Regions from separate parts of the Homo sapiens genome. Here regions 1, 3, 4, 5, 6 and 7 are each linked to region 2. A link is a loop called in an ENCODE intact Hi-C map of the cell type or tissue named here. Cell type or tissue: HCT116. All regions are shown on one strand. Region 1 has its middle 190 kb from the start of MIR4642. Region 2 has its middle 40 kb from the start of MIR4642. Region 3 has its middle 160 kb from the start of MIR4642. Region 4 overlaps RUNX2 (RUNX family transcription factor 2). Region 5 has its middle 210 kb from the start of MIR4642. Region 6 overlaps CLIC5 (chloride intracellular channel 5). Region 7 has its middle 140 kb from the start of RUNX2-AS1.

Region 1 (4,000 bases), 150 kb before region 2:
CTTACTTTCTGTAAGACACATCACAGCCTTCTCTGGCGCAGGAACACAGACAGCTCATCAGTGCTATGTTTAGGGGCCATTTTAAACAGTGAAGTCACCAACGAAAAGCACAAAAATGTGAAAAATGTGGCACTAAATAGACCACAGAAAGAACTCTTATTTACAGTTTGAGAGCTGGAACAGAAAGCAGAGCTTCACCTTGTTTGTCCCCAGCTGGAAATGCACCCACCGGTTAGGTGACTCAAATGTTTCGCTACTCTGCCCATGTCCGAGAATGACTGCAAAAGCACCACATGTGCTGATTTGGGGGTTACAAATACATTTTTGTGAGTAGCCAAATTTGCAAGTACAGAATTATCAAATAATGAGGATCAACTGTACATTTATGCATGTGAGACATATATATATATATACACACACACAGTTTCTATACTTAATAAAAATATGTATAATGTTTGCCCTTGACCATGCACGGAGCTGCCTCCAAAGTTGTCTTTTGGGCAGCATGCAGAGGGTCTCTAACCAATGCCTCTGACAGGCAGACATGGTCGAAATGTTCATTTTTACATGAGTGAGTCAACTTTTCAACAGGACCTCCATAGGGCAGAGACAGCAGCAAAGCAGAGAACATGTTAAGCCTTCCTCACACAGCGTCCTATCATCCAATGGCTGACTTCTTGGGTGTCTATGAACACTTTCTGCAAAGCCACATGGCCATCTGTGAGGCACGAAAATGCTGGCAACACACACAGGCCAGCCAGAGGCATATGATGAAGAGCTTGCCTCTCCTCACTACGGCGTCCTTTTCTTCATTTATACCACTCATTAATTCACACCATTCATTCGCGCAGCCAATGCATTCATTCTCCTCCCGCATTCTCTCCATCAATCCTTAACCAGGGCAGGTTTGAGAGGCACGGTGGCTTCTCTGCTTTGTTCTTCCCTTCCCTGGCACCACAGCCTTCCAAGGCTGAGTTGGAGCCATGACCATTATTTGAACAGCTTGATGGGAATTAGTTCCTGAATGGATACCCGACTGGCCACGTCACAGGAGTCCGCTGGCATGGAGTGAGCAATTTGAGTGGGATCCTGGCCAGTGGATGGTATGAACCCCCAACTCTCCACTCCCCTTCCCAACCTTCTCCCAGAGCTGCCAGCCCCACCCAGGGGCCAGGCATGGCTGGACGGGAAAGAGCACCAGACAGGGTGGGGTGAAGGGAGCCTGCAAGGCTGCCGGAGAGAGGGTTTTGTGCTCCAGGCAATATTGTTTCCAGGTTGAAATGCCACTTTTAGCTCTTCTTCTAAAATGAAAAATATAAATTCAGCACCACACATAGCACCAAATTATGCACATTCATCTATACTGTCTAACAGGTTTTTAATATCTTAGGCTTACCTCCACCTAGCTTCTCAAGAGTGCTGTGAGTTGAATGGCATCTTCCTACCACCCCCACCCTCCTATGGAGCTTATAGAATAGGTAAAAGGGACAGAGGAAAGATCAGAACCGCTCATCAGGTACAGTTGGAACTGAGCTCAAGGCAATAAAACAGGAAAAGAGACACACCCAGACCCACATTAAATTAACTCTCATCCTGATCTGAAGGCATCAGAAGAATACTCAGACCATGGAGGTAAGGATGTGGGTCCGTTCCTCCCAGCAAGCTGGACCCGCCCCGGCCCCCGCCCGAGCTTGGGGCTCATACAAAGCTCTGTTGCCATCTTGTGGTCAGCAGGGGTGAGCTTCTGAGCTCTGGCAACTTCAGGCTTTTCTCAGCGGGCTCCTGAGGGCTCTGGGGAACACAGCCCTTCCCTAGGCTGCTAGACATGTCTCCTGGGAGGCTGGGCCCTGTGTAGCTGCAGCAGAGTCTTCTCTGGGCCCCTGTCCCTCTGTCAAACTTCAGGTTTGTCCTGGCCTCACCATCCAACCCCCTATGATCCCTTCCAGCTCTTACATGCTATGTATGTAGTCACTATTTTGTTTAAGGCACTGTAGGGGACCAGGAGCAGCTTCTCCCCGCAGGGCACTGGGCATGGAATGTGCTCTGAACGGGCCTGAGTGGGGAGGAACCCCATGGCCCTTCCTCAGGGCATTTCCCAGTTCCTCCATCTTAGTGAGCAAGAGGGCCCGCAGAGGAAAATGGCTTTTTGTGCCTTGCCTCCATTACATTAAGACAGAATACAGCCTTTCCACATGTGGCCAGAGGGCCCAGGCACAGAAGGCCTGGAAGAGGGGAGAGAAAGAGAGAGAGAGAGAGAGAGGGAGGGAGGGAGGGAGGGAGAGAGAGAGAGAGGGAGGGAGGGAGGGAGAGAGAAAGAGATGCATGTGCTGCATGTGTGTTTCTGGGCTTGCATGTTTCTCTGTCTTTTTCCATACTAGAAGAGACAGGCTGCAGACAAGACCTGTAGAAGGAGGGAGGGGGACAGAGGAGCTCCTGGGCTGCCGGCCTCAGAGGAAGCTGAAGTGCTGCCTTATCTTCGTGAAAAGTGAGGCCAGGCCTTGGGAAATGATCAGTTCCGCTTCCCAAGGGCTCCCTCCGGACTGAAATCGGCAGCCTCAAGGCCGAGGTTTCAGCTCCAGGTGAAACTTGCATTGTCTGTGACAGCAGAGTACAGAAACCCACCGTGTCTCCCCAGCACCCCAGCAGACCCTGTTCCTTCTAGAATACCCCTGCTCACCCACCCCTCTGGTCTGCCCCTGGCCTGGAGGACAGGCTCCAACCCCATCCTCTCCCTTCCTGTCTCAGGCTCCAGCCAGGCAGGCTTCACCCCTCTGACTGTCCCTGACCAGCTGCCCCAGGGCTCCTGGAGAGACCTGGCACACAAGCTCAGGTGGGCTTCGATATGTGCTCCCTTTCAGATCTAGGAAGCCCAGCCCCAATGTGTCAAGCGGGGCAGTGATTGATAACCCCGGGAAAATTTGTTTTTCTTATTTTCCAGAGGAAATGTTGCCAAGACCAACCTAGAACAGGGTGAGATGGGAGGAGAGGGAGAGGGTACCAAGGGGCTGGAGTTGTCATCATTCCTCTCTGGGGGAAAACAAGCCCAATCTGGCTAGCCTAGCTGGTCTCTAGGAGCACTGAAAATAGTACATGAAATTTCTCCTTGTGAAGGATAAGGCAGGATTGCTATGTCCATTTTACAGAGGAGAAAACTGAGGCACGAGATATTTATAGGCATATATTTTATACATACATATATATGTCTATTTTGCCTTGCTACCGTTCCATCATCTTCCATGATCCCCAACAGCTCTGAGAGGCAGAAAGGCCAGGCTGACAGTGTCTCAGCCCACAAAAGAGGCTCTGCTACAACAGGGCTCCCTTGTTTCTGGCTGGAAAAGCTGTTAGTTGCTTGACTGCTTTCATTTCCAACCCACCTTCCCCCACTTTCCTAGCAGAGTCCAGTCTGGGCCTGGGCCTGACCCTCCTATGTGACACCTGTGCCTCGTGGGAATCCAATCCCAGCAGTTAGAGTCACTCAAACCTCCTTGCTTGGGTGGGGTTCAGAACTCTGGGCAAGCCAAGGGCAGAAGATGTTAGCCTAGTGGCTCCAATTGTCCAGTTCGTGGCTTCAGTTGACCCATTCAGACCAAAAGGAAAATGTTTTCCTCTCTTTCTCCCTGGACGTGACCAAAGAAGCAACTGCCTGAGTTGCTGCCAGCAGCTATCTTGCAGCCATGAGGGAAGTCAGCCTAAGGACAAAGAACTAGAAGGGGGCAGAGCAGACAAGGTCACAGGAAAACAGAATTGGCACCCTGATCAAACCCTACCTGAAGCCCTAACTCTGGGCTACTTTGAGATGATCTAATGCACTCCTTACGATTTTAGTCAGTTAGTATTGACTTTTCTCTTTCTTGTATCTAAAAGCATCCTAATGGGCACATTTGGATGGATGCACCTTTCCCCACTTCTGCTGTAAGAATTCCCTTTGCCTTCCTCCAGCCCCTGTCAGAGCCAAGTCAGCACACATTAAACGGGCCAGGGCAGACTAAATGTGTCC
Region 2 (4,000 bases):
GCATCACCCAGGTCTCAGGTACCTCCTGCTTCCCGCCTGCAAAAGAGTTATCAGTCCTTGATACAAACAGCCTCTGCTGGCAGGACCATCATGTACAGTTGTGCAGTTTATGCACTGCACAAATGTGTCCAGCTAAGAGGGTTAGCGGGGACTGAACTCCACTTGCAAAGCTGTGCTGCTGAAGGCTGTGCCCATCCAGAGAGGGCTCTTTTTCCTAATTCTCCCTGTCAAGGGAGCAGCAGCCTTGCCCAGCAGACATGTGCAGATCCTAGGAGGAGGCATTTGGTGCCTTGACCAGCCGTCTTGATAAGCTTGTCACTCATCCTCGCTGCAGTGACTTGCAGAAAGGCCTGTCTGCTGCTGGGCTGGTTGCTTTCTTCCACAGGCCCTGGAGGGCTGGGGCTTCTCTCTGTAATAGTAGCCCTGAGCACAGCATCTAGCCTGCCAGCTGCCTGGCTGCTACAAGAGCTGATTTTACCCAATGAATTGAGGACCTGGCGAATTCTTTCATTTTGGCTTCCATGCTTAGGCTGAATGTCCATCCAGCATCTGTCAGAAGCTGACACCATTTCATGGCCCCCTGTGGAAGTGGCCGATGCTGTCCCTGGCCACCTGGCAAAGGGGGCCTGGGTGAACTTCCACCAGCATCTGCTTCTGCCTACATAGCCCCCACCCCGGCCAGCCAGACACCGCCAGGTCCTCGGCTCACCAGGCTTAGGGGTTTGGTTCTTGTCCTAAAAGATATTTTAGATAAGCGTCTGGGCTGTGGAGGAGGCACGTGCAGGTATCGGGACCTTCTTGGCGGTGGTATCTCCCTTCCAGGCCCTGTCAGCCTGGCTGTGCCCCCTCGGCCTGGCCCAGTGTGTGCTTTTCTGCTACCTGTGCTCTGACCATGGGGTCCTAAAAGTCCCCACACCCTTGTTTCTGATGCGCTGCTCCCCTCAGACCTCCATGCCCTCAAGGGACTCCTGGGCTGCTGCCCCAGTTCAGGCGACCACCACAGCACACAGCATAATTGTCCATGCCCGTGGCCCACAGCTGCCTACCATTTGGGCATCACGGATTCACGCCTGTGAATGCCACTTCTCATCTCTCAACCTCAGAGGCATCCAGGAGAAACAGCACAGGTCAGGTGGTCCTAAATTCAAATGTCCACTCTTCCCTCCCCATCCAGAGAGTTTGGGCAGCTTGTTTAGCCTTTTCCAACCTTAGTTTCTCTTTACAATGGGGAGACAACACGACCAACAATGTGCGTTAGGCAAAGTGATGTCTGAAAAGTGGCTGGTACCTGGCCCGAATGACCAACTCGTTGGGTTGCCCAGGATTTTCTGAGTTTAGCACCAAAGCTGTGCATCCAGGAACTCCTCAGTGATGAGCAAACTAGAACAGCTGGTCCGCCTACAGCCCCACACACGGGAGCCGCTTCCTCTTCACCCACCACTCAGAGGAGCAACTGACAACCTGGAGCAAGACCATCCGCGAAGCCTTCGGAGTGAGGAGAGGCGGCCAGGAAGGAGGATTCACCGTGCCAGACCCAGGCTGGGCCTCGCTTTGTAACACCTACCAACACCCCTTCAAGTTGCCCCATGCCCCTGCAGAAGTATGAAGTCCATAGGGCTGTGGGCCCCACAGCTCCCAGGGCAAAGCCCGGCAGGCAGTGGGTGCCCAGGAGCCCCAGCTGCTGGGTGCTCCCACACGCCCTGGCCAGGCCAGTGAGGGGGGCGCAGCCCAGCAGGCCTCCATGGGGTCCTCTGGAGGGAAGGAGGAGAAGGGCTTTTACTCCTTTCCTTGGGCAGAAGTGCAGGTAAACAGGCTCCTAACCCTGCTGTAAGGTAAAGCCTGTGAAGCAGGAACAAAGCGGTTTGTTCCAGCTCACCGTGTCGCCACAGCCCGTGGCCGGCCGTCTCTGGGGCAGCAGTGACACCTGCTGGCCGCCGGATGCACCTTGCTCCAGATTCCCTGCGGGAGCCTCCTTGCCTGCAACCCTAAGGAAGCTCGGGGGACCTGGTCAGCCGCACAGGAGAGGCCAGTTCGCCCAACCCTGCAGCCCTGGGGGGCGTCGGCTACAGACAGGCAGCTGGCTGGAGATGCTGCTGGAGCTGCGGGCTCTGGGTCCTTGGGGAGGGGAGGACAAGTGGCCTCTGCATCTGTCCTCTTTGGAGCCTGGGCCCCGCACAGCCTTCAAGAACTTGGAGGAAGAGGGTTCCTGGACAGAGCTGAGGGTGCAGGGAGCTAGACCAGCTTGCAGTGGCAAGCACCCTCTCCTGGATTTACCTATTTCCTCCCCTAAATGCTCCAAGAACACATCGTTTCCCCCATAACACTTCTTGATTCTAAGAACAGTCACTTTCTCAGAATCTTCATTTTCTCTTTGTTTCAATCCTAGTACTAATAGCTGGTTTTCTCTTCAGTGCTTCCTCCAGAAGCAAATGTCTCTGCAGCTCATGAGCAGGATGGGACATGCCTGAAAGGTGGTACCATAAAAGTCTTATGGGGACAAGGGGACCCTGTCGTCAGCCACCTCCCTGGTAGCCAGCTGATCACTGCCCACACTCCAGCCTCAGACGAGCAGCTATTTAAAAACGAGGCCTCAGCAGAATCTCAGGCTCTCACATGCCTCAAAGTCCAAAGGTCTATGCTCTTCCTAGTAGACATCTGGGGAAATCGAGGCTGAGAGAAGCAGAACGGCTTGTCCCAGATCTGACAGCTGGCTCAGCCTCACCCTCTGTGCCTCCCACTGCTCTGTGCCTGCTTCAGGCTTCCAGAAGAAATCATGTATTGTGTTTGGGGATGCCTTGATATCAAGGAGAAAAACTGAATACAACATTAAATGTTTATCCATAGGGGGACTGATTACATGAATAATCTATACCCACCCACTGGAATGCTGTAAAATAGCACACTGGCCTTAGAATGGCCACTCCTCTGTTTATTTGGTGACTGTGAGCAGATTACTCACCCTCTCTGAGCCTCTGTTTCCTAATCAATAACGGGGTGATGCAGTAACATCCTTCTAAGGGTTTATCTGAGGCCCCCAGGACTTCATGACTTTACAGGATATTTATATATAATAACTCCTTTTTACACACACACACACACACACACACACACACAGATTACAAAACAATATATGTGCTTATTCTCAGTCAAGATTCTGAAAAACATGGGGTGAGGTGACTTGAAAAGAGTTTACTTATAGGGTTTAAGGAAATCAACAAGGGAAGAAGGGCCAGTAACCATCCGCAGGGCTGAAGGGTAAAGGGAAGAGGTCATTATGGGAATCCAGAGAGGGAAAATGTGTGAAGGGGCCACCTGACAGGAGCTACGACTCCCAGCAGAGGGCCGCCACTAGTCCCCTGACCATGAGGGCTGCTGCGACTAGTCCCCTGACCATGAGGGCTGCCGCCAGCCCTCTGACCCCAGGATCTGCCACCAGCCCTCTGACCCCGGGGTCTGCCACCAGCCCTCTGACACCAGGATCTGCCACCAGCCTTCTGACCACGGGGTCTGCCACCAGCCCTCTGACCCCGGGGTCTGCCACCAGCCCTCTGACCCCGGGGTCTGCCACCAGCCCTCTGACCCCAGGATCTGCCACCAGCCTTCTGACCACGGGGTCTGCCACCAGCCCTCTGACAACGGGGTCTGCCACCATCCCTCTGACAACGGAGTTTGCCACCATCCCTCTGACCACAAGGTCTGACCTGGCACAGAGGGAGCCAGCGACAGGAATATCCTAGCCACACCTCCTGTCCCTTGCAGAGGCTGAGCCCTTTGATGCAGTGCACACCGGTCAGCTTCTGCGCAGAGAGTACGGTGGAGGAGGCAGCCAGGGTACAGGCCCAGACAGCTTGTATGCATATGAGAATGTCCAAAAGAGACACCCCAACATATCCAACTGTGTTCATCTTGGGTTGGGGGCCAACTGCGGTTGCCAGGAGTAGGGGAAATGACACTTGGATCTTTTACTTCCTATTTCTCTATATTTGCATTTATAACAACT
Region 3 (4,000 bases), 120 kb before region 2:
GACCAGGTTTCACCAAGAACCAGGTCAGCAGGACAATGGTGTAGGGACCAGAGTCAGAGAGATTGGCTGGGTCTCTTTGACCTTCAACTCCCTTGACGCAGTGGCCATAGTCGCTTGGCATTTGTGTAGGACTGTGAGGTCCTGCGGGGCTGTAAGACACCTTGTTTCATTATCCCTTCCCCACAAAACTCCAAGTGACTCCCATTAGGTGCAGGCTTTAGTCAGAACCCAGCCAGGGGAGCCAGGACAAATTGGGGACAGGGCAGGTCCTTCCTTAGGCTGTCCCTCTGTCTGCCAAGGGCACTTTCCCATTTGGAGGCCAAGAGTGTAGGTGAGAAACAAGAAACCAACATGTCAAACAGATACAGCAGAGAAAGTCCAGGCAAATTCTGTCCCCCACCCCCTCCCAGCTTCAGTCCTCACAGCCCCTCCTTCCCAGAATAGCCTTGGAGGAAAGAGATGGGTGGGGAAGGCAGCTTTCCCTCCTCCTAGGGCTGCAGCTGCTGGCTGGCCCCAGGACGGCAGCTGCTAGGGGCTGCTTCCTCTCCTGTGGACGGGGTGGTTTCTGTCAGTGAGTGTGGGAGGACTGCCCTCCCTCCACATCTCAGGTGACCTCTCTGACCTCCTGTGGCCCAGACCACCTGAGCCCTGCGGCCCTCTGCAGACCCTTTTCCTCTAACAGCCGAATGAATGAAATGGCTCCAGGCTCATCCTAGAGGAATGTGGAAAATGTTGCTTTGTTCCTAAGTTCCAGAGACTCCTGGGAGGTGTCCATCCTCAGGGCTTCCCTCCCAGGGCTACCCTCCCGGGGCTGTGGTCTTCTTTTGGGACCCCTCATGTGACTCCCCCAGCTCCTCCTCCCTTCCTCAGCCTACCTCGAATCCCTGCCTGCCATGGGTGGCAGATGAACGTGAAAAGATACCAGCCCAGGATGCAACAGGAACCAACACCACATCCAGTATGAGCCCTCGCTGCTCCAGAGGGGCTGAATGCCAATACACACACACACTCACACTCACACTCGGTCACACAACACTCAAAGGAGTCTTTATTTATTTATTTATTTAATTTATTTATTTAAAGATGGGGTCTTGCTCTATCACCCAGGCTGCAGTGCAGTGGCATGATCATAGCCCTTTGCAGTCTTGAACTCCCAGTCTCAAGCGATCTTCCTGCCTCAGCCTCTTGAGTCGCTGGGACTACAGGCGCGCACCACCACACCTGGCTGATTTTTTATTTTTTGTAGAGACAGGGTTTCGATATGTTGCCCAGGCTAGTCTTGAACTCTTGGCCTCAAGCAATCCTTCCAGCTTGGTCTCCCGAGTAGCTGGGATGCAGAGGAGTTTCCTGTGGGCTGTCCTTCCCCTTAGGCCTGGCTGCATCTGTTCTTCCTGTCAGAGCTACATCTCCACGACCACATCTTCTGTCCTTTCTAAGATTTCTTACCCCCTATCCTCTTACATGCCAAGGGAAGATTCCAAATTCCTGGGTTTGGGGGAGGGTTTTGTTTGTTTTTTAATTACCTAGAATGATAGCTCTCTCACACATCACAAAGAGGCAGACTAGCATGACGGTTACCAGTACACAGACCCCTGAGCCAGACTGGAGGGCTTTATATCTCAACTCTGCCACCTGCTGGCCATATGACTTTGAACAGGTTACTTAACCTCTTTTGAGTCTCAGTTTCCTTATCTATAAAATCAAGGTAATGATATTACCTACCCCACAGGGCAACCACCCTTTGAGGATTAAATGATATAATGCACGTAAGCCACCATAATAGGCTGGACAGTGGTCCCCCCCAAAAGATATGCCCACATACTAATCTCTAGGACCTGTGAACATGAACTTATTTGGAAAATGGGTCTTTGCAGATGAAGTTAAGGATATTGAAATGAGATCATCTTGGACTGTCTGAGTGGTCCCTAAATCCAGTGACAAGTGTCTTTATGAGAGACATACAGAGAAAGCCATGTGAAGACAGAGGCAGAAGGCTGGGCACAGTGGCTCACGCCTGTATCCCAGCACTTTGGGAGGCTGAGGCAGGAGGGTCACTTGAGGCCAGGAGTTTGAGACCAGCTTGGCTAACGTGCCAAAACCCCATCTCTACTAAAAATACAAAAATTAGCCAGGCATGGTGATGTGCACCTGTTGTACTGTTACTTGGGAGGCTGAGGCAGGAGAATCACTTGAACTCGGGAGGTGAAGGTTGCAGCGAGCTGGGATCGAGACACTGCACTCCAGCCTGGGTGACGGAGTGAGTCTTTGTCTCAAAAAAAAAAAAGAGAGAGAGAGAGAGAGAGATAGAGATTGGAGTGATGCAGCCATGAGATAAGGAACACCTGGAGCCAAGCTGAGAAAAACCTTCCACTTTTCCCTTAGAGCTCCGGTGGAAGAATGGCCTTCGGGTCGGACAATGGCCTGCCCACACTTGAGTTGGGCTCCCACCCTCCAGAAATGTGAAGAATAAATGTTTTAAGCCACCCAGTGTGTGGTAATTTGCTGTGGTAGCCCCAGGAAACTAACACAATTACTCCAACAGTGCTTGGCACATAGTAAATGTTCAATAAATGTTAGTAACCTTTATTATTGGCCCTAACTGTTATTGGACCTAATTGTTATCTGAACCTAACTTTTCATTAAAAGTAATAATGACGGGGAAAAGAAAAACCCATCAACTGTTTTGCTAAACTGAAGGGACATCTTCCCAGGTCTCACCCTTAGCAATATAAAGACACCTCCTAAAGCTTTGAAATTACATTGTTTTCAGAGCAAATCCTTAGATTGGGCTCCCTCCCTCACTCCCCAGGGGTTGGGCAGGATCTTCCTTCCTGTCACATGTCCAGAACCCTCCAGTCCATTTTTTGGTCTAGAGGCTGGACTGTTGGTCTGGGTGGGGTCTGATGAATTTTATTTTCCCCATCCCTTTATTTTCCCCATGCTCCAGCTGAATGAGGGGACTTGCTATCTCCTCTGCATCCTCTAATGCCTTCCTGTCTCCCTGCTGCATCCACAGGGTTTCTGGAGCCTGATATTGCCCCTAATATTTCCATGTGCTCCAATGTTACCCACGTTTTAAGGCCCAGCACAGATTCTGTCCCTCTATGAACCCTACAGAAGAGAGAATACAAACTCTCCTGCCTTCTCCTGCCTCTCTTTGGGCACTTACATCTTTCTAGTACAAGGTCAGTCTTCTATTCTATGTTGATACCAGCAAATCACTCCTCAATAGCTCTGTCTCCAAAATAAGGCTAATCATTTCTTCTGCTGTGAAAGGGGTGTGAGAAAAGCTGATATGTGCCTAGAATCCCACTTATAGAGGAATGCCTGCAACTTCCACACAGTTTTAACTGAGAAAGTTCACATAACTGCAAAGCATCTTAACATTATTTCTCAAAGTTATCTTATATGCACAATCTCATCTGAAGCATTTAACAACATTATGGAGAAGGCAGGCAGGGATTATTGACCGTCTTTAACAGACTAGAAAACTAAGTCCTAGAAAGATAAATATTCAACTAATATTTACTGAGCACGTTCTATGTGACGGGTATCGAACCCAGCACAATCACATTATGTTTTCTCAGGAGCTCTTTGAGTTAGGTAGTTAAAAGTATCAGAATCTAGAACACTAAATCCACTGTGAGTGTAGAACAAAAGTCACAAAACCCAGGTTTGGAGATGATCCCCTGTGGGTATTTTCATGAGTAAGTGCTTGGGCCTCAGTTTTCTTACTAATGAAATTGGATTTATAGTTGTAGCTGGTTTCTCTTGCAGGTTTTGTTTTGTTTTGTTTTCCTGCTAGGAGGCCCATGATCTTGGGATTGTTTTTCATGGGTGATGATATCATAACTGCCCCTGCCCCTTGCCCATGCAGGCCTGGGAGAAGAGTAGAGATGGAAACCTGAACTGTCATTCCATCTCAGTCACCTATGAGCTATGTGACTTTGAGCAACTCTCAGTTTTCTCACCTATGAAATGGGAATTCAGTCTCTCCTAT
Region 4 (4,000 bases), 960 kb before region 2:
GCCCTTCTCTGTTAAGGATCAATAAAATAAGCCACTTTGAATAAGCAAGGGTTGACAAACTACAACTTGGCCCACCAATTATTTTTATAAGTAAAATTTTAGTGGAATACAGATCGAGTATCCTTAATCTGAAAATCCGAAATGCTCCAAAATCTGAAAGTTTTGAGCACCAATATGATGCCACAAGTAGAAAATTCCACACATAAGTACATAACACAAACTTTGTTTCTTCCACGAAATTATTTACATATTGTATAAAATTATCTTCAAACTGTGTGCATAAGGTGTATATGAAACATACATGAATTTCATGTTTAGATTTGGGTCTCATCACCAAGGTATCTCATTATATACGCAAATATTCCAAAAATTAAAAAAAAAAATTGAAATCCGAAACACTTCTGGTCCCAAGCATTTTGGATAAGGGATACTCAACCTGTATAGCCATGACCATGAATGTATGTATTTGCTTATGCTGCTTTTGAGCTACAATGGCAGAGTTGAGTGGTTGTGACAGAGACCACCATACGGCCCACAGAGTCTAAAGGATTTGCTATCTGGCACTCCGTAGAAAACGTGTGCCAGTCTGTGTTCTAGAGGATCTCCCATTTAACATTATATGCACCAACTAATCAAACTCCTATTATACTCACTGTTTAAGAAAATTGGAAATATTGTGCATTTCCCACACCTGGGAGTGTCAAAATTAAAGAACCATATTGAGAAGAGGGCTATGCTACAAATATTCAATGCCCAGGATGGCCAAGAACAGGGAGGAAAAAAATAATCCAGCACAGAATCCAGGTTATAGGATTCAGCTGTCGCTCAAAGCAGACCCATGCTTCTCTCCAGACACTGACTTCGTCAAGTCACCCTATGATGTCAGGAAAATGACCCCGCATTTTCACCGATATTTTCAGTTAATAAGAAATGTTACTCAGGCTTATCTAGGGCAGGTGGCCTACCACTTGCAGATCTGTATCTGCTTCCACCGCCCACCCTGGGCACCACACAAAGCTTGAACTCAGGTCCCACGTATACCACCTGGCCCCTCTACTCCTAACTCTCACTGCTTTCAGAGCACTTCTCTGCCTTTACAAGGCAATTCTCTGCCTTTATAAATTAGTCTATTGACTAATTTGGACAAAAACCTCTCTGAAATAAGGTACTGCTATGCACACTTGAAACAGAAGTGACTTTTCCAAAGCTACCCTGCCTTCTCACTTATTGTCATATCGTTCAGAACAGGGAGCACCTATCCTTCCCTCTTTCCTCTCCCAGCCATCAACTTTTGAGCATCAACTCTTGTGTGTATGTACACATATACACACACAAACATACACACACACATACACACACACACACACGCACACAAACACACGCAAATGGTTTTTCCAAGAACTGAGAAAAGCAGCTGAGATCAGCAGGAAATATCTTTAAGAGATAAGTATTAGCGGTGCTACATTTTAAAAACCAACTATCCTGCTATGTGCATTACTAAAATGGACGTCCTGCCTTTTCAGGAATTCCGGGGCTAGTCTGACCAAAAGTTAGAAGACATCTTCCATCATAAGGCATCATCCCCAACTTATGGCTATCCAGAAAAGGCAGGCAAAGCCCCAAACCAGGCAAAGCTCTGTTCTATTCACCTGCACTCCATAACCACTAGCCCTTAGGACTAGAGACTTGGTGCTTACACACATGTGTACAGCAATCACCTAACAGGACATTCCCAAACTGAACAGACAGGGCCAGCACTGACTCAACATTATGAACCTGGAAGAATGCCACACACATGAAAGGAGAAGAAAACAAAAACCTCAAAGACTTGCTTTTGAGGCAGGAAACCTCCCTAGTTCAGGCAAGCAGTCAGCCTTTGTGAAAAGAGACAGCAGCAAAAGGGACGGGACCCACCATATGCTCCCACTGCTAGGAAGGTATGCTGCTTGGGTAGAGGCAAAACTTTATGAGACCTTTTCTCTCATTTTAGGGGAAGAAAAGATATGCCACTCTCATGGTCTATGCAGGTTGATTGTTATAGAACAAGTACTTCTGCCAGCTATGCCTCCACCACAAACCAAACTGACCTCCCTAAATGCAGTGGTTAGGATTCCAATGTATTCACTCAGCAAAGGCAGAGTTCTATATGATGTTTCCATTGGCACACAATTGTTAATGGTTTATATATCAAATAATCTTTAATCTCTAAATATATTCAAATACCGCTATGCTGAGTTTGTTCAAAGCAGTTTTTTGGTGGGGGTGGGGGAAGCAAACCTCGGTCATTTTAGATTTAGAAGGAACATACATATTGGCCCAAGTAGATTATGTGCGCTACCTGAAACTGATTGCCGGTGAAACCTTCTGGATGTCCAGACAGACAAATAAACCAAGATGGATTTAAACGTGGTTTGACTCTATCTGTTAAAAGAAAACTACCTATAACAATTACTAGAGCATGACCAAACAACAGTGTTGTAACAATCAAGCAAGTTATCATTTGCAAATAAATTCTTTGTAATTAAGCAGTGTGCTCTTCATAAAGGGAATTGAGTGGGCGAGTTAAAAAGCTAAAACACATTCTTAGGCCATGGGAAACACATGCCAGTGCTTTTTGACTAAGCTCAAGATTTTTAAGTTTGCTCTTTTCTTCCTCAGCTCTCATGGGTCTATTCTGCCCCATTATGTTCAGTACATGAGCAAAATTTCTTAGCAAATAGTTAACAGTGACTGAATAATTATTCACTCATTTCCCAAAGCTACGGAGGCCTTAGTGATTGTGTGGCAAAGGTTAAAACCGTAGTTTTATTTTCTACTAACTCTGAAGTTTGACTAACTCTCCCTCACTAAAAAAAATATATGCAGATAGCAAAGTCCACAAAGACACTATGGACATGAAAGTGACACTAACTCATTTGGAATAAATTCCTCATAGGGTCTCTGGAAACTCTATTACTTTCTTCAATAAAAAGGGGAGTACTTACTTCTGGGTTCCCGAGGTCCATCTACTGTAACTTTAATTGCTCTGTGATAGGTAGCTACTTGGGGAGGATTTGTGAAGACGGTTATGGTCAAGGTGAAACTCTTGCCTGCAGATATAAAAGGGGAAAATATACAGTGAATATTAAAAAACAGTGTTGATGATTACACAGCAGCATAGATTTCCAAATTGCATTTAAGCATCTCTAAGGAGGCAATGAAACAAAGACAAGAGGCAGGACTCCTTCTTCTAAATTGGAAACCCTCCGATGACCACTTTAGGACATTTCCAAATTTGCTTAGAGTCAAGATCATCGTCCTCATTGTAGTGCTACACAGGAAGACTCCAATTCCAAAAAAGCTCCTCAGTAGCAACAGTTGTAATGAAAACAAAACCCTGGTCCACTTGAGGAAGGTTCTTTTTCTTTCAGTTTTCTCCAACATCAGGAACACATCCAAGCACAGACAATTTTAGAAGTCTTTATTTAGGGTTGGGTCATGACCTCACGAGAGAACAATAGTAAATCATTGTTGATTATGTTATTTACTTCACATAGCTTTAGCATTTCATTTGCTTAGCTGCACTACAATAAGAAGATAAAAGAGGAAAGTTCTTATGGGAATCATTTTAACAGGAGCCAGTGTCTCCTGTCCTGGCCGTAATGTGCCTGTGGTATGATGATTTCATCATTACTGGAACAAAGTTTTTCTCCTCCCTGTCCACCCCTCCCCTAACATACATCCTTGCTGTTAAATCTTGAAATAACCCCCTGACAGCGACTTACTTTTTGCTAAATGAACATGACATCTCTCAGTATAAACTCAAATTTTGCTTTTAGCAGAAGGTGTGCTTCATTGAAATATTACATCTGATGCTTCAAATTAATGAGCTAAAAGCGACGAATAAGAAGGGGAAAAGAGACAGGGAAAAGTTTGGTAGCATATTTGGATGTCTGTTTTCTCCAGAAGAAGATACCATTCTCTGTTGCACAGACTTACTAACAGTTGTAATCAGTTAGAT
Region 5 (4,000 bases), 170 kb before region 2:
ACAAAAATTAGCCAGGTGTGGTGGCATAAGCCTGGAGTCCCAGCTACTCAGGAGGCTAAGGTGGGAGGACTGCTTGAACCTGGGAGGCAGAGGTTGCAGTAGGCCAAGATCATGCCACTGCACTCCAGCCTGGGCAACAGAGTGAGAGCCTGTCTTTGAAAAAAAAAAAAAAAAAAAAAAGCAAAAAATGAGGCCAGGTATATAAATAATTGTAATTCTTCATTGGAGTTGTTCAGATTATCTTCGGGTGGCAGAAGAAGGAGTCGTGGAATTTTTATATTTATCAGAAGGTGAAATGGGTTACAAATCAGTGTGGAAGCTCAGACCCAGCTCAACCTTTGGGTTTGGGCAGGTGCAGGAACAGGGCTGGTATTGAGGGGATCTTGGTCGAGGTCACACCTAAGGTCCTCTCGAGGTGTCCTTCCAGCTAACTTGAAGCTGTGGGCTTCTCCAAGACTTCTCCCCACATGGTCTGGCTGGTCAAGGCAAGAATAACTCATAGTGGAAGAAGAGGTGAGTCAAAGACAAATAGTGTCCAGGAGTGGAGAGAGCAGACAGCCTGACCACAAGAAGGCCCCCCCGGGGCAGCTTCAGACTCCCACGCTCTGCCGGGAGAGCCTTCCTGGAAGCTGAAATCCTCTGGCCAGGAAATTTTTTGAAAAATAACTAAATGAACCACATGTGGACCTGGAACTCAGACTATCAAAGAGGAAGAGGAGGAGGGGTGAGAAAGATGGAGAAGAGGCTGGGATACACATACACTATCCACAGAGCAGCTCCTAGAAACCACAGTGGTGGACATGTCAATGGGAGCACACTCTCAAGCACAGGAGGGAACCCAGCCTGGCTACCTCCAACTAAGGGGGTCTTCCTCTGCCCAGCAGTCCTGTTGGGAGAAGGAGCAGGGAGACCCTTGGGTTTCTATGCCAGGCGAGAGAGGCTGAAGCCACCATGAACAGGCATGAGGAAAATCCTCGTGAGCTGACTGTTTCCAACAGCAGGCTATGCCAGGGGCTACAGGGGACATGGCAGACACAGTCCCTACCCTCAAGGAGCAACTGTCTTTTTTTTTTTTTTTTTTTTTTTTTTGAGACGGAGTCTCGCTCTGTCGCCCAGGCTGGAGTGCAGTGGCGGGATCTCGGCTCACTGCAAGCTCCGCCTCCCGGGTTCACGCCATTCTCCCGCCTCAGCCTCCCAAGTAGCTGGGACTACAGGCGCCCGCCACTACGCCCGGCTAATTTTTTGTATTTTTAGTAGAGACGGGGTTTCACCGTTTTAGCTGGGATGGTCTCGATCTCCTGACCTCGTGATCCGCCCGCCTCGGCCTCCCAAAGTGCTGGGATTACAGGCGTGAGCCACCGCGCCCGGCCGCAACTGTCTTTTTGAGGAGACAAGCCTGGTTTTGGAAGTAGCACAGTCTGGGGACCCAAAGCATGGACTGAAGCTCAGCTCAGCCATTTATGGGTTGTGTTAAGCACCTGCAAAGGTGTTATCATCATTATCCTCACATTGCAGATGAAGAAAAAGACCAGGAGAGATCCAAGAAACATTTCCAAAGAATAACTGGGGGTCGTGAAGAGTTGTCAGGACACAAGGAATGGAAAGAGGACAAAGAGGACCGTATGAGTAATTTTCTAAATGGACTGCAGAGGGCCCGCTCACCGTTGACACAAATCTGGTTGTGAAGGGAAAGACTCCTCTGCAAAAGAAGCAGCCCTCAGTCTCTTGGGACACTCTGAATGTCCTATCCAGCATCTTGGCGTTTGCACTCACCTTTACTTTTCAGACCAAGACCACCCAGAGGACACCCCCTGTTGGCGCCTGGGTGGGATGCTTGAGTGTCTGGGAAACCTGCCTGCTATCCCTATACCATCATTCCTTGGGAAGTTGCCCCAAGGCTGAATCTGCTGCGGAACCTGCAGCTTCAGCAGGGCTGTGTCCCCTTCCTCTGCTCCTGTCTCAGGAAGGAGGACCCAGATCTGTTCAGGATCTGAAGATTGTGCCCATCTTCTCATCCATCCTCTCTTCATCCCAGGAAGCCCAGCTTTGAAGACCCAAGATGACCCCAGGATACCACAGCCTCCAGGCTCATGCTAGAAAAGAAAATAACCCTCCATGTCTGTCAATCAGGAACATGCAGGAAGCCCTGGAGGCCCCAGGAAGTGCCAGGAGCAGCAGGTCTTGACAGAAATATCTGCACAAATAGCTCCCAGTGGGTTTGATCTGATGTTGCTGCTACAATTCCAGATCCTACAAAGGCCCTAAAGAGAGATGCAAGGTACAATGTCTCTCATGGGACAATTTTTAATTGGCAGAGCTGAGGGGAATAATTCCTTGTGTCTTTGCCCAATGCCATCTTTTTCTCTTTTGTTCTTAATTTTTTATCTCTGGCCCTGGTGAACATTTGTGGTAGAAGTTTCTAACAATAGCAACCACATCGGTGATCATGGCTACTAATTATTAAACACCTCCCTCTACAAACCAACTTCTGGGCTGGCTGCTTTACGGGTATTATTTCTAATCCAGACAATAACCATGCAAAGTGGGTGATATTCTTCCCATTTTACAGATGTGGAAATTCAGCAGAAACAACAGAATTCACATACAAAGACTTCTGATTCTGGAATTATCAAACACCGAATATAACTGTTTTCGATAAATGAAAGAGCATCTTTAAAATATGAGTAAAGGGTAAGCATATTTGTGAAAGAACAGAATGGAACTTCTAGAAAGTGAAAGTCTAGACATAAAATAAAATAAAAATTTAAAACTCAGGAGAGACAGCCCAGCACGGTGGCTCACGCCTGTAATCCCAGAACTTTGGGAGCCTGAGGCAGGTGGATCACCTGAGGTCAGAAGTTTGAGACCAGCCTTGTTAACATGGTAAAACCCATTTCTACTAAAAATACAAAAAATTAGCCAGGCGTGGTGGCAGGCACCTGTAATCCCAGCTATTCGAGAGGCTGAGGTAGGAGAATGGTGCGACCTGGGAGGCGGAGGTTGCAGTGAGCCAAGATCGCACCATTGCACCCCAGCCTGGGCAACGAGAGCAAAACTCCATCTCAAAAACAACAACAACAACAGCAACTCAGGAGAGACTTTGCGAACTGGAGGACAGAACTGGAGAAGTGATCTAGAATGTAGCCCAGAGAGATAAATAGATGGAAAATGTAAAAGAGATTAAAAGCCATGGAGAATAAAGTAAGATGGTCTGGTGTATAATCAGAGTTTCAAAAAGTGAGGGAAGAGGGAAAGGGCCTAAGGCAGTTTGAAGGCCTAATGGCTGAGAATTTCCTAGAACTGATGACTGCCACTAGTCCACAGATTAAGAATTTGAGCTGAGTCCTGAAGATGGAAAGCGTGGACTTTGGATGCTCACAATGTGGTATGTGAGAAGCAGTTTGTCTGCAGAGGGTGTTGGGAGGGCGGCACGCTAGGAACTGGCCTTCTGGGACAGAGAGCAGATCCAGAGCCTCCAGGGGGCTTTGGGGGAATGTGCACAGCACAAAGCTGAGCCCTGCCTCCCAGGGGAGGAACATCAGGAAAATTTGCCCTACCCCTGGATGACACAGCAAGAATAGCAGGTGGTTCTGTGGCGTCATTTGGAGACATTTCTGGGAAAGGGAGAGAAGGGATGTTAATATACCCATTGTATGGATTAGGGAATTGAAGCACAAACAACAGAGTTCCATAAAGAAAGTGACAGCAGCCCTGGGATCAGAGCTCTTTCCTCTGGTCCCCAGGGCAGGCCCCTCTGGGTAACTAACAGATTCTCCAGTTCACCTGTTTGGCAGTCAGCCAAAGCATGGATGGAGCCACTGGCATCATTTCCAGCCCTGATGGGATTTTCAGAAGCAAAAGCGAACAAAGGACATTGCCGTGTCGCACTCTCTCCCAGACCCAGGTCTGCATCCCTTCCCCACAGGCAAAGTCCTAATGACCTCCGGCTGTGTCAACCTGATGACTTAGACTCCACTGGGGCAGTGTTGTCACATCTGTG
Region 6 (4,000 bases), 1.4 Mb before region 2:
TGAGCCAGGGAGATGGAGTTTGCAGTGAGCTGAGATCGCACCATTGCATTCCAGCCTGGGTGACAGAGCGAGACTCTATCTCAAAAAAAAAAAAAAAAAGCGGAATAATGACATGTTGGCATGTTGGCAATACCTATGTATATTGGCAAATGTTGTGTTTGGCTGTTTGTAATAGAAGCCTGACTACAGTGGCTAAAGCAAACATGTATTTTATTAGCAAAACCTATATAGCATTTTACTATGAACCATGCCCTGTTCTAAGCACTCTTGATAAATGTTTACTTCTTAAGAGGAATTTGCTTTTCTCACATGACAAGAAGTCCAGAGAGTAGAGAGTTCCAGGCAAATGTAGTTGCTGAAAGAAGTCGAGAATTGAGCTGCTGCTTAGAGCTCCTAATTCTCCATCTTTCGTGTGTGACTTTCATTCTTGTTTCACAGGATGGTTGCTCCACCCCCAAACATCACATCCGCATTCCAGACAATGCCAGCCGCATCTATCTTATCTTTCCCAGAAGCCCATTGATTAATTTCTACCGATATCTCTTTAGCCAGAACTTGGTTATTTGGCCTTCTGTAGCTGAAATTCTGGGAATCTAGGAAGATGAGTATTTTTGATAGGGCACATTGCTACCCTGAAAATATATATATATATGGGCTCTGTCTTCTACTAGTAACAAATAAAAGGAGACTGAATTCTTGTATATTCAATTCTTATATATTCACTTTCAAGTTAAGGTGATATTTTTTCTCTCTCTGGTGAAAATACCTGTCCTAGCCATTGCCAAAAAGGACACACTATTTTAAATTCTCCTTTGGTGCTGGAAAAATCTGAGTCATTTACCCCCTACTAGATTTCAGGAAACAGAAGTATAAAATTGCACATTTAATTTGCTACACACTTCAAACTTTAGGAGATGCAAGACTCATGTAGTAAAAGCTGTGCAACTCAAACATCCAATGGGTAGCTTCTCCCCACAAACTGTAATTTTTGCTGGGGCACATTAGGGTATCCAGGGAACTGCTCTGAGCAAGGGGGAGGGAGGTCCAGGTGTACTTGTAGCATATCTGGGGAATTCTGTGTAAGTATCAGTCACCCCCAACCTTTAAGGTTGCCCCATTTCACATCTGTTATGATGAAGGCTTTCGGCTGGGGGACTGTGGTTCTGGCTGTAGAGTCAGAATGAAAGGAACAGCTGAATATCCCTGTTCATGTCAGCATTTCAGGGCAGAGGATGAGTCAAGCACGATGTTTACTGAGCAGAGCCAGAGGCAAGAGCCACTTTTTTCTTGCAGCTCTAAGAATTTTTTGTTGCTTTTTTTGTATGCTTTGTTTCTCATACATCAGCATCATCATGCGTTGCACATACACATTGTACATAACAACTGCTTACAGCATGCCGGGCACTGTACTAAGCCCTCTGCAGGTGATGACTCAATTATTGCTCCCAGCAACCCTCTAAGGTATGCCATGTTATGATCTCCACTTTGCAGAGAAGGAAACAAGCACCGGTTAAGCAACCTGCCCAAGCTAGTATGTGTCAGGGTCAGGACCCCAGCCCAGGCAGCTGGTCCCATGATCTGTGCTCTTGACTTGCGTATATTAACATTTAATATAATCCACTATTTAATATGTATGTAGTGCTGAATTAAACAAGAGTGTGTCATTTAGGAAATGGTGATCAAATCAGTTCACGATCCGATGAATACTCAATGAATGACTACCATGTGTATTTCCTTAAATATACTCAACACTTCCCACCTTCCCCATCAGGGTCCTCACCCAGCAATCCATGTGGGGAAAGGGGCACAAAGTTGGCCCACAGTGGGCACCGAATAGATGCCTGTTTAACAAATAAAAGAATGGGCAACTGGAAGAGAATTTGTAGGATATTCACAGAATCACCAAATCCAGTAATTATTTCAGTCTAGCATTGCAGTGGCACAGAGGCAGTTTTTAAGTTTGTGAATGGCTCTTATGTAAAAGATGTGGCTATTTGAGGATGAAACAAGACAAAATGTGGTGAATGTACTTCAGCCTAAGTGTTTTGGGGGAGGGAGAATTGAGAAAAATCTCTAGGTCTAAACGCTGGAACGGATGACTGATAAAGTTAGAATCTCTCTTAACCAGCTCATTCTAAGTGTGTGAGCATCCGCATTAAACCTAATCTATGGCCTGATACTTAAAAATAACCTGTTATAAAGTAACCATAAAAAAACTCACAGATTTCAGCCTGATTCATTTGGCCACATAAACTACAATCAGCATTAATAGCTTCCGTCAGCATTTATGCCGTACTTTCTATTAGCACGATGGGTTCTACAATCATTTATGAGTTTCTGGAAAGTCTAATAGAAAACACACGTACATGTTCTCTGTGGAAAATACACAATAGGTTTTTGGGGAGTTTTTTGTTTGTTTGTTTGTTTGCTCAGGGATAAGCCAGAAGGTGTCGCCACTGCCCCATGGCTAAAGTCTGGGCCGGGTTCCCTAACCAGAACTTCTCCCCTGATCACTCCTGAGCTCGCTAGCTCTGCAGCTTCCTCCCACATTCAGTCAGTCTCTCTCTCTCTCTCTCTCTCTATCTCTCTCTCTTTCTCTCTCTCTCTCTTCCTCCCTTCTCCTGTTGATAAATAAACATTCAGGCAGCTTACATGCTACAGATGAGTACACAAAAGGAAACTTAATTCGAAGACCTAAGTGATAATCTTTCTCTTCAAATCTACTGTGGCTTTTAAGAGGTTTAGAAAATTATTTGGATCTGGAGTCCCTACCTCCCTTCATACTTTAAGAAAATATTATACTAAAGGCATGCTAAAGTTGTCCTAAATGTTTACCATGCTGGTGTTTTAAACATAGCCAAATACTGGCCAAAGTCTCTTGCCTTTAAAAAAAATATGCATTTTGTTGTTGTACTAATACTTCTGAACATACGCCAAATATAAGGGTGATTTGTGGAGCTGTATTAAATAAAAAGATGCTTCTTTATAAGAATCCCCTATAGAGCTTGGGGAAGCAGCTATGTGGAGAATCTGTGTCTTCCTTAAGAAAGTTTCTGAATTCCTTGGAAATACATCAGAAAACACCCCATTCTCCCCACCACAGAGGAGGGTGGGCAACCAACAGTGTCCTATATCCCAACCCACCATAATTGTAAGACTTAAACGCTATCTTTCAAATAAAGAATCATTTACTGGCTTCTTACTGGAAAGAACTATAGGAGCTTGTCATTTAATTCATCCTCCCCTCTGAGGCTGAAATTCTTTCTAGAACAAACAAATAATACCCATGGCACCACGTGCTGCACACTCTCTGTAGCCCAGCTGACGCCACACGAGGGAACAGTGGGGAATCTGTTGAAGTTGCCATTGCATTTTGCTTTCTCATAAACCGCTGTTTGTCTTTCTGCCTTTCCTGTTTTTAGCAGTGCCTAGAAACGGAGGCCTGGGAATTGCCTCCCCCATGTGAGCCCCTGGGTTGTTCACACCCAGGGCCAATTTGACAACATCCTCCTCTCTGGCTATGAGGCCAAGTCCAGTGTTCTTGGTTCAGTGCCAAAGGTGGACATGAACTCTCTAAACTGTCAAACTAAGAAAATGTGACACACCCATGTGGCCTGGAGAGAGCAAAGCCAAACCCAAAGAGATGCTTCCAGGCAACTTTAGATCCCTAACATGTTAGGAAAGTCAAGAGCAAGCTTCATCCTGCAAGCTCTCCAGGATTCTCCTTGGACCTGGAACATGCTAGGATGTTCAGATAAACTTCACTTCAGACACTGAATTTCTGCCTTGAGCTATCTCTTCTCTCATCTTTCTCTCGGTGTCTTCTTCCCCTTCATCCTCTCATAAACCCAAGTTCTATAGCTGTAATAATAATAATAGCAGTTAACTTTAATCAAGTCTCACTCTGCACCAGACACTAGATGATGTGAACCTGTGAACAAGCATAACTGAGGATTCAAACCCAAATCTCTTATGGCAGAGTGAATGTGCTGCTCTGCTA
Region 7 (4,000 bases), 1.2 Mb before region 2:
TCCTAACCTGGGTCCCTGAGCCCCCTAAATGTCCTAGCAGGCCATAACGGGAGTCCTAGAGGTATTCTTCGTATTTTTAAAGCCATTCATAAGCATATGAGTGTGCTACACATGAGACCAGACAGGCTAATTATGCCTCAGGTGCTTTGCTTTTGGATGGAATTATATCCACTCACTGTGTTCATTCTAGTTAGCTGGTGTTAAAGATTCTGATTACAAGTTTGTCATTTTAAATGTCAACAATTCCTCTTTCAGTAAATGTTGCTTGTGTCATAGACAGGCTTTTTTGTCTAAAAAAGAATCAATAGAGGAAAAATAATAAAAGGGCTCCTTTGAGGCAAAGAGGTGGAGAACCAAATCACCTCCCCATTTTACAGATGAAGACATGGAGTCCCAAGTGTTTCCCAAATTCATGCGGCTACTCTGGGGCAGAAGCAAGAGTTTAGCCTTGGTGTTTTTCCTCCTGCTCCAGCACTGCTTGTACAAGCTGTTCTGCCACATCCCAGGTTCTGTCCTCTGCTCGCAGCCCTGCCAATTATCAAGCAGCACCTAATAAGAAAACTACTGTCTCATTGGCCAAGTGATGTATATATGTCAACAAGTCTTTCCTAGAACTGTCCTGTCCATCAAGTAGCCACTAGACACATGTAACTATTTAAATTTAAATTAATTACAATTAAATACAATTCAAAATTCAGTTCCTCAGTCACCCTAGCCACATTTCAAGGACTCAGAAGTCACATGTGGCTGGTGGCTACATATTAGACAGTGCAGACATGGCTCATTTCCACCATTGTGGAAATTTCTACTGGGCAGACTGCTGTAGATGCACTTGACTCTAATAGGGAAGGCCCCAGCCCTGTGACTGGGGAAGACATGAAGGTGCTTCTCATGGTATCAGGCTCCCTGCCTGGACTTATGGTCTATGGATCACCAATGACCTGGGGCCAGACCATTTCTGACCCCATTCCCTGGGGTCAGTTGCAACTGCAGTAAGTCCACCCAGGTCAGAGAAGGAGATCTTGCAAGAGAAACAATCAGAAGGATCACCTTCTCCTTAGACAAGCCCTGTGGTTTCCATGACCAGAAACCACGTTCAAGGTTCAATCACTCTGAATATACATGTCACTCTGTCACATGAGAAAGAGCACTAAAGGGGAGTCGGGAGAGGTGGGGTTCCAGCATAAGTGTTGCCTTTTACCAGCTGTGTGCCTCCAGCAAGGCCCCCCTCTCTGGCCCTCAATCCCACACTAGGTAAACAACCCAATCTTCTGGAGTCCTAAAATTCCACACTGACCCCATCATCATTTCATTCCTCTCTCTCTGGTGTCTTATCTTTCTTGGATGTGTGTGCATTTACAGAATGTTTCATCTTAATCAAGGAAATAATAGAGAAGGGAGGGGAAATTGCCTTGGCGACTCCAAAGTGTGTGTTAACATAGAGAAAGAGCTCTGAAAACCTTCTAGGGCAGCAGAGGCTGTAAGGGTGCTGTTTTCCATGCAAGAATCCAGTAGAGGGGGATGTTGCATAGAGGCGAATTCCTAACAGCCTTTGCCTTCAGCTTGTCATTGTTAGTGCCCAAGCTCAGAGGGGAGGAAATGTCTTTTTCGTCCTTGCGGGACCTCACATCTACTCTCTGTGTACCAGGACTCAATAAGTCTCTAAAAGCCTCTGGATGGACACAGGAAAGCCGCTGGTGTTCTTTCTGTGCATTTAACCCTAATGAATTTTCCCTTCCCATTTCCAAATTACAAAATCAAAGCTATTTTCTCAGGTGCCATATTTAGCAGCTGTCAGAAGTTGGAATCTGGCAAGATCAACAACTTTTGAATAGCTCAAAATTCGCTAAAGTCCCAGATGGGTTTTCCCCTTCTCTGCCCTCCCGCTCCCTTCTCAGAGCCAGCTTTCAGAGTCCACCTCGGGCGCCTGAGACCCAAGCAGTGTGCCTCTTTCAGTAAAGCATGGTTTTAAGGAAATAAAAACACATTTCCCTTTCACATGCCTCATTGCCTTATTTTCCCTCTCATTTTGACAAAATGGGGCTCTGCAGTCCTCCTCCTCAGATGAAGGCTGATTAGCAGCCACGGTCACTAATCTCTCACCATCTTCTTCTAAAAATGAGACTCACCCAGCCTCAGCACAACAACTAAGAGCAAAAGGTTCATCGGAATTTCCAACTCCTGTGATTTCTCCCTTTGGTTCTTCAGAGATAACGGTGAGAGTGAAAGATGTAGAGATGAGAGTAAGACACGCAGAGAAGCCCTGGCTATGAGCGCCCATAGTGGGCGTGGGGCAGCAGCCCTTGAAACTTCACAGTGAGATTCCACAGAAGGGATCTTTCCCTTGTAAATGTCCCACTTACGGCTTAAAGTTCAAGAAGGTAGGCCTGGATCCAGCCTCACCAGCCTGACCCTATGCCAGGCTTTCTGCAGCACTGGGAGGGAAGGGTGGAGAATGCTGAAGACAGAGATCTCCGGCAGTCACACCTTTCATGGAAAACAGAGACACCTGTCTTGATAGGTGAAGCTGTGGATGGTGGCTCAGCTGCTGTCTCAAAGAAAATGTCTGTGATAGGTGGAGGGAGATTTTGTTCCCCAAGGTTGGTTCTCCAAGCTGAATAGACAAAGGTGCAAGAAACAGGGAAATTCTCAAGCAAAATAAGTTGTATTTGCCGGAAAGTCTATCTGAGTGAGAATTCTCAAAATATTTTCTAAAGCTCCGAACTGTTTGGAGAACGTAGCCACAGTATATACAGAAATAAATGCCCCATTTTCATTAGAAGAGCCTGTGTGTATAAAGGGACGCATCCAGGCTTTGGGGCCAGACATTGGTTCAAATCCCAACCCTGTCACCTTCTACTCAGATAACCTCAGACAAGTCACCTAGAACCACTGAACCTCCGTTTTCTCATCTCTAAAATGTAATGGCACCTACTTTTACAGACTTATTGCAAGGAATAAATAAGATAATCTATGTAAAAGCACTCAGGGACCAGGTGAGGTGGCTCACCCCTATAATCCCAGCACTTTGGGTGGCCAAGGTGGGCAGATTACCTGAGGTCAGGAGTTCAAGACCAGCCTGGCTAACATTATGAAACCCCGTCTTTACTAAAAATACAAAAATTAGCCGGGCATGATGGCGGGTGCCTGTGATCCCAGCTACTCGGGAGGCTGAGGTGGAAGAATCACTTGAACCTGGGAGGCGGAGGTTGCAGTGAGCCGAGATCGCGCCACTGCACTCCAGCCTGGGTGACAGAACGAGACTCCATCTCAGAAAAAAAAGCAAGCACTCAGCACCATGCCTGGCATATAGTCAGCACTCGCCAGATGTTAACTGCTATCATTACATTGCTAATAAAATAATACCACAACATTCTTCTGAGTGTAGAGGTACAGACATACAAGAAAATCCTCTCTTTCTACAAGAAATTTCCTCAGGATTATAATTCTGATGCCTGTATGACTTAAGACTAACCCACAAGAAAATGTCATGGGGGACTGTGATACATACTTCCTAAAATTTGTTTCCTGTTCTACCCAACAGCCCTTGTGTTTTTGGAGTTCTAAAACTGAAGCCATGTGGTCAGTATAAATGGCAGAGTATTAATCAACTGAAAATAAATATTTCTGAGATCCAAGGGCAATAAAACCCTGTGGAAGCACCCACCCCCTACCCATTACTCAAATTCAGACACAAAGAGACTGCGTCTGTCTTCATCCTCACCATGATGACCCTTCATTTCAAGCAATGGAATATTTACAGCATCATAGTGGAGCTTGGGGTACAAGTGGGGCATGGTGCTGATAGCCCTGTGTTCGGTGGGACACTGCCCTGGTGGTGGCAACTGGTGCATGCTTCAGTTCTCCTCCTTGATCCTCAGCCACGCTCAAGTCGGTGTTTGCTGCGCAACTCAGCGTCGCTGCTGCCCCTGCTAATGAGAATTACATTGTCATGTAATAAGTACCTTCCTTGAGTCCATGAAAATAAAAAAAAAGTCTT

What was found. Hi-C counts contacts between places; a loop is a spot of excess contacts. Peaks named below come from ENCODE experiments on the same cell type or tissue, not always from the same donor. Only the 100,000 strongest peaks of a DNase experiment are listed, where the experiment ranks them.
Region 1: it touches region 2 in a loop (4-fold over the local background); 47 of 110 quality-filtered maps call a loop at or near these places.
Region 3: it touches region 2 in a loop (2.8-fold over the local background); 12 of 110 quality-filtered maps call a loop at or near these places.
Region 4: it touches region 2 in a loop (2.8-fold over the local background); 12 of 110 quality-filtered maps call a loop at or near these places.
Region 5: it touches region 2 in a loop (15-fold over the local background); 80 of 110 quality-filtered maps call a loop at or near these places.
Region 6: a loop joins it to region 2, with 12 times the contacts of the local background. A loop is called at or near these places in 61 of 110 quality-filtered maps.
Region 7: it touches region 2 in a loop (3.0-fold over the local background); 71 of 110 quality-filtered maps call a loop at or near these places.

Annotation. Positions count from the first base shown.
Region 1 is chr6:44,628,325-44,632,324 of GRCh38, reverse strand. No RefSeq gene overlaps it. Among named protein-coding and RNA genes, the nearest start is that of MIR4642, 190 kb to the right of the region's middle. RefSeq lists enhancers at 670-1,289, 1,912-2,532. In HCT116, a CTCF peak has its summit at 1,731 (motif pointing left); a DNase peak (open chromatin) is centred at 1,714.
Region 2 is chr6:44,473,797-44,477,796 of GRCh38, reverse strand. No RefSeq gene overlaps it. Among named protein-coding and RNA genes, the nearest start is that of MIR4642, 40 kb to the right of the region's middle. RefSeq lists an enhancer at 1,828-2,358. In HCT116, a CTCF peak has its summit at 1,929 (motif pointing left); a DNase peak (open chromatin) is centred at 1,926; H3K27ac peaks cover 306 bases.
Region 3 is chr6:44,591,280-44,595,279 of GRCh38, reverse strand. No RefSeq gene overlaps it. Among named protein-coding and RNA genes, the nearest start is that of MIR4642, 160 kb to the right of the region's middle. In HCT116, a CTCF peak has its summit at 1,642 (motif pointing left); a DNase peak (open chromatin) is centred at 1,599.
Region 4 is chr6:45,437,036-45,441,035 of GRCh38, reverse strand. It overlaps RUNX2 (RUNX family transcription factor 2), which reads right to left. Exons shown (of 9, transcript NM_001024630.4): 5 at 2,985-3,089. Among named protein-coding and RNA genes, the nearest start is that of SUPT3H, 61 kb to the right of the region's middle. In HCT116, no CTCF peak of the experiment used is centred here; a DNase peak (open chromatin) is centred at 1,765.
Region 5 is chr6:44,643,132-44,647,131 of GRCh38, reverse strand. No RefSeq gene overlaps it. Among named protein-coding and RNA genes, the nearest start is that of MIR4642, 210 kb to the right of the region's middle. RefSeq lists an enhancer at 3,270-4,000. In HCT116, a CTCF peak has its summit at 1,660; no DNase peak of the experiment used is centred here.
Region 6 is chr6:45,921,417-45,925,416 of GRCh38, reverse strand. All of the region lies in intron 4 of CLIC5 (chloride intracellular channel 5), which reads left to right. Among named protein-coding and RNA genes, the nearest start is that of CLIC5, 92 kb to the left of the region's middle. RefSeq lists an enhancer at 962-1,111. In HCT116, a CTCF peak has its summit at 2,442 (motif pointing right); a DNase peak (open chromatin) is centred at 2,486.
Region 7 is chr6:45,712,434-45,716,433 of GRCh38, reverse strand. No RefSeq gene overlaps it. Among named protein-coding and RNA genes, the nearest start is that of RUNX2-AS1, 140 kb to the right of the region's middle. RefSeq lists a silencer at 1,408-1,702. In HCT116, a CTCF peak has its summit at 1,514; a DNase peak (open chromatin) is centred at 1,523.